Linked DNA regions of Homo sapiens: region 2 is linked to region 1. A link is a loop called in an ENCODE intact Hi-C map of the cell type or tissue named here. Cell type or tissue: psoas muscle. All regions are shown on one strand. Each heading gives the region's core, and the rest is flanking DNA. Links, peaks and the distances in the headings are about the cores only.

Region 1 (2,817 bases), core at 148-2,647:
CAGGTGCACCCACCACATCCAGCTAATTTTTCATATTTTTGGTAGAAATGGGGTTTCACCATCTTGGCCAAACTGGTCTCAAAATCCTGACCTCAAGTGATCCACCTTCCTCAGCCTCCCCGAGTGCTGGAATTAGAGGCGTGAGCCACCGCGCCCAGCTGAAAGAAGATTTAGTTGAGAGCTAAGGTGCACATAAGGGGACAACAAGTTAGAGGTGTTCATACCTAAAGAGCTATAATGTCCTCTGGCCAATAGGTTATCTGCAGAAATGAAGGTGGAGCATACAATTAAAATCTTGAAAATGATGAAGGGTAGAAATGGGCTCTTTAGGGATTCAGAACATACCAGGAACATAAAGTGTTTGCTGTAGCACTAAAGGCCCATTCATCTAGGTATCTGATCTGGAACAATCTGGCTATCTGCATGATACCTACTCCCCTCTCCTCCACCAATCACCAGCATCAAATGGCAGCCAGGGTGTAAAAACAGTGAAAGGGGACAGGATTCTCAGACAACTCTATAAACCACTACAACCATTGTGATAAACCACAGCTTGCTGGTAAGCTAGTTTTCACTTCTCATTAGTTGTTAATCACTTGCTTAATATTTGAGACTGCCTACAATTAGTGAAACCCCCATATAAGACTTATGATGCTTTCAGTATATTTTTTATTTACAAATACATTAAATTCACAGCAATGAGCAGGGAGGAATAGCAAAAGACATAAGATACTTACGCATACCTGTTTCGGCCTTCTGACTGCAGATCCACTCCTGACTCAGTTACGCTGTTAGCAGCCCAGCTCTTGGATATAGGTCAAGCTGACCTTGAATGGTTTGGTGGGGAAGGTGGTAGGATTTGCAGAATGGAAACTTTAGAACTCAATTATGATCCATGGGTTCATTAAGAATTACAGTATTGTTTTTGGGGTGTGTGTTTTTACAAGACTGGAGAAGTCCAGCAAAATGAGTGTTATTTTAGGTGATATAGTTGGAAAAGAAAAAGGAAAACGATTGTTCTGTTTACCATGTCAGTTCATTTCATAGCACAGTTGAAGACCACGTGCAGTCTTTTCTATTGTGTACACAGAAAAAATGCCACAATTCAAACTGCTGTATTAAAAATTGAGGATAAAAAATAACTTTTGAATGTTGATGATGAGAATTCAGAAATGAAGAATTCACAAATACCTAAAGCCAACATTGTCATTGTAAAAGAAAAGGCATAGTACAATTCCAGTAAACTTCATAAAGTTTCATTATCACAAGAGCTGGGTTAATTGGTTTTTAATATTCTATCTAATGTTCTTCTCATGATTAAATTACATTCAGTGGAAGTTTTTAAAAATTACAATTTTTTCAAATCACAACAGCAATTAAGACCAAAAAGAATCCGTTTTACACTGTGTCCAAAAGGCCAGCAGATGGCGCCCAGCAAGCCCAATAGGCAAAATGAGAACATTTGATGTAACATTCCCTGCATCCAAGTTATTTTAGGCCTAATTTTGCAGGAAGCAATTAAAAAAACTTGATGGCTTTAACTAATACTATGCTAGATAGAATAATCTGATGGCTAGATCCAGCTGTTTGGGAAGTTCTAGGAAGCTTGCTTGCCTTTTTGCCCTTAACCTTACTTTGTGTGTGTGTGTGTGTGTGTGTGTGTGTGTGTGTGTGTGTGTGTGTGTGTCAGTGTTTTCTTTTCTTGGCCTTTAAGCTACTCTAAAAGATTACAGTATTTATAATGAGGTAGAAGCATAGCAAGTTCTCCCTCTTCTGTTCATTAATCTCTTGCTGTCATTCTATACTGAGAACTAAATTAAAGAAAACTGAACTAACCCAGCTAATCTCAACCATTAGTAGGTCACGGATGTGTTTTTGGAGGATATAGACTCTTTTGCCCTCTAATTTTTTTGTTTTTCTTACCTCCAGAACTGTAAGATGCCCTCTAATTTTGGACAAGTGAAATGACAGCTGTTAACCTTTTATATACCTGACATGAAAATCAGCCAAGGACATGCCACGGGGCGTGCATGGCTCATGCCTGTAATCCCAGCACTTTGGGAGGCTGAGGCGGACATATCACTTGAGGCCAGGAGTTGAGACCAGCCTGGGCAACATGGTGAAACCCCGTCTCTACTAAAATACAAAAATTAGTCGGGCATGGTGGCGTGGGCCTGTAATCTCAGCTACCTGGGAGGCTGAGGTACGAGAATCCCTTAAATCTGGCATGCGGAGGTGAGCCGAGATCACACCACTACGCTCCCCCTTGGGCAACAGAGTGAGACTGTCCCAAAAAAAGAAAAAAGAACAACATGCCAGGCATGATGCCCCAAGCTAGTTGACCTCAGTGATCCTCAAGGGTGTGCCTCACGCCCTCCAAATGTTCCCCTCATCCGTGATCACACACTGGAAATCCTGATAGACAGTACTGCCCAAGCTGGGGCACTAATTCTTGACTTGAAGAATTGCTTAGTAGAGTACTAGGCAAGACTTTAAAGACTTCACATCTAAATTGAATGCCACAGTTAACTGACAGTAATCTTAGAATCAATCATTTAATGTTTCTTCATTTATAAAATGATCTCATAAAGTTGCTATGAAAGCAAAACAAAATGAAAAATATGAAACTTTTGAATAATTTAAGACCATACTTTTGAGAGAAGAATATGAAAAGCATAATCCACATTAAGATTGCCTCTAAACTTTTTCTAAACTTAACAAAAGACATTTTAGTAAATGAAACTATAAATATCAACTCTATTTTACTTGATCTAAAATTTACTAATCTCATTTCATGTCTCTTGATTTCTCTATCCT
Region 2 (2,817 bases), core at 283-2,782, 110 kb after region 1:
AGCAGAAGCTGAAAGGTTGAGATGAAAAAAGTAAATGGAGAAAACATGGTTGGTTCTCTTTAGCCAACATTATGAGGTAGCCAAACTGGTGAGAATATAAAGACAAACAGATAGAAGTGGAAGTACCACATAGCCGTTAAGCAAGAGGAAGAGAAGACTCCATGACTCTCTAATTTCAATTCTTCTGTGTGACCTTCACCACAAGCTTCCTTTTGCTTGAGGGACGTTTAGTAAGACTGTTTCATGCAGCTACAACAGCCTCAGTAGAGTCAGTGTGACTGGAGAAAGATACCTATGGAGAGGGAATGTGTTTGAAGCCCTCACTCATTGCTCCAAACCAACACTCTACCCTTTTCCACCCTGTTCTGGGTCTTGGAAGTGCCAATTTGTGTGGACCTCATTACTGACTCCCATCCACTAGCTTCTGGTAGGCTTTGGCCCTTGGGAGCCATCAGAAAGGCAAGAAATCAGACGGCAGGAGTAGAGGGATACTGGTATTTATTTTCAGTTTTCTCTCTCCACGTTGCCCTAGGTTGGCTCCATCCCTTCACCAAAGGCCACAGCTCCAGCCAGACGGTGTCCTCTCCATGGAAAACTACCTTTTCTAGGCTCAGGGAAACAGCTCCCTTTCCTTGCCTCTTTGGGACTAGGGATGGGAAGGGCCCCCACTGTTGCTAGTCCCAAGGGACTGCACTCTCCTCCTTGGTTTCTCTAAACCTGCCCACACCTTTATAAAGAGTCGCTGTTATTAAAGTCCTGTTACATTACCCAGGCATTCTAAGAGCCTGACTGATACAGGAAGGCAGTACAGCATAGATGGGAAGGGACATTTTGAAACTGGAGGGACAGGAAATGAAAGTGGTTTATGCCTTATAATTGCAGACCGTGGTGCTGTACTACTGCAGGGAGCATTTTTCACATTGGGAAGCAATTATGTAACCTATGCCTATATATATATATTTGTCATTTTGGTAACTATTTTGAACTTCCTTGTTGAGATATAACATACATACAGAAAAGTGCACATGTAACATATTACACAGATCAGTAAACTTTCACTAACTGAACACGCCCATGTAACCAGCGCCTATATCAAGAAGCAGGATTACTAGCATCCCAGAAGCTTCCCTTGCATCTTTAGTCACTAACCATTTCCCCCAAGGATTACCACTATTCTAGCTTCTAACACTATGGACTCATTTATCCTGTTTCTGAACTTTATACACATGGAATGGAACAACGTGCTCTCTTTTGTATTTGGCTTCTTCCATCCTATATTGAGATAATAAGACTTACGTATGTTGCTTCAGCATGTAGTTGTAGTTTACTTATTCTCTTTACTGTAGGTGTTCTATGTGAAAACAACCAAAATTTATGTCTTCATTCTATTGTTGATGGGCATGTGGATAAATGCCAGTTTGAGCTACAAACATTCTAGTACCTGTCTTTGGGTGAACAAAAGTATATACAGTTGACCCTTGAACAACCTGGGTTTGAACTGCACAGATCCACTTACATGTGGATTATTTTCAACCAAATGGGGATGGAAAATACAGTGTTCATATGATGCAAAGCTCAAGGATACAAAGGGCTGGCTTTTTCTATACTCAGGTTTCACAGGACTGACTTCAAGACTTGAGTATACACAGATTTGGGTAGAAGCAGAAGTCCTAGAACTAATCCCTTGCCTATACAAAAGGACCACTGTATTTCTGTTTAATAGATACTTAAGAATGGAATTGCCAAGTCAGTGTATGCATACAGCTTTAGTACATACAGCCAAATGGTTTTCTAAAGTGGTTATACCAGTTTACACTGCCACCTGCTGGGCGTGAGAACTTCAATGGGATCATACATTTTCCGTGGTACCAGTCCAGGATTTTCCTGTGTTCCCAAGGACCCCAGGCCTAAGGAGGGGTCAGGCAGAGAACTCTATTGATCCAGAGTTTGGGATTTATAGTCCAGGATTGAAGGGCAAAACAGGGAAGATGTGACCCAAGAGTGGAGGCTGTCACACACTGGAGCTCTTGGCAGGATTGGAAATTGGGGTCATTGAGAGAAAACTTAGAAGCAGACATTAGAAGTTTAGGTTAGTTTGAAGGGCAAGTGCAAAGACATAAGAAAGAACATGAGAGAGTGAAGGTATGACTATTTTGGTTAGAGAATGACATATATGGAGTTTAAGATTGCTGAACTTTGGAGCAGTGTTGGATGAGCTGAGACCCAGGATGAGAACAGCTTTGTGGTGTAGGAGGGTGTACTCAAGGGCAACTTGGTGATGGCTGTGAGAATAAAGAAAGAGAGAGCAAACAAGGAACAGGTTATTTCGGGAAGATGAACTAGAAATAGCCTGAAGAGGCAAGGGAGAGCTGAGTTTGTAAACAGCCTCTGTCCTCCAATCCTTCAGAAACCATTGTTATTTAAAAGCTTCTTTTTATACTTTTTTCTCTAGTTCCTTTTTTTTTTTGGACAGAGTCTTGCTCCAGGCTGGAGTGCAGTGGTGCCATCTCGGCTCACTGCAACCTCTGCCTCCCGGCTTCAAGCGATTCTCCTGCCTCTGCCTCCCGAGTAGCTAGGACTATAGGCACCGGCCACCACACCCGGATAAGCTTTGTATCTTTTGTAGAGACAGGGTTTTACCGTGTTGGCCAGGCTGATCTCGAACTCTTGTTCTTTTTTAACTAATAATGGCAGTTCTCCTCATTCTCTTCCGTGTTACCATTTTGTCAAAATTGCTTGACTCTATCTTCTTTGGTGTTCCTTTTCCTTTTCTTCCTCTTCATGCTAAACTATCTGGTTCATTGCCTCTGGGTCTTT

What was found. A loop is a pair of places that touch in the nucleus more often than their neighbours do. Peaks named below come from ENCODE experiments on the same cell type or tissue, not always from the same donor. Only the 100,000 strongest peaks of a DNase experiment are listed, where the experiment ranks them.
Region 2: it touches region 1 in a loop (4-fold over the local background); 18 of 110 quality-filtered maps call a loop at or near these places.

What each region holds. Positions count from the first base shown.
Region 1 is chr20:10,425,900-10,428,716 of GRCh38, reverse strand. All of the region lies in intron 1 of MKKS (MKKS centrosomal shuttling protein), which reads left to right. All of the region lies in intron 1 of LOC128706665, which reads left to right. All of the region lies in intron 1 of LOC128706666, which reads left to right. Among named protein-coding and RNA genes, the nearest start is that of MKKS, 6.9 kb to the left of the region's middle. RefSeq lists a silencer at 405-454. In psoas muscle, for the core only: a CTCF peak has its summit at 1,417 (motif pointing right); a DNase peak (open chromatin) is centred at 1,436.
Region 2 is chr20:10,315,839-10,318,655 of GRCh38, reverse strand. No RefSeq gene overlaps it. Among named protein-coding and RNA genes, the nearest start is that of SNAP25-AS1, 98 kb to the right of the region's middle. In psoas muscle, for the core only: a CTCF peak has its summit at 1,800 (motif pointing left); no DNase peak of the experiment used is centred there.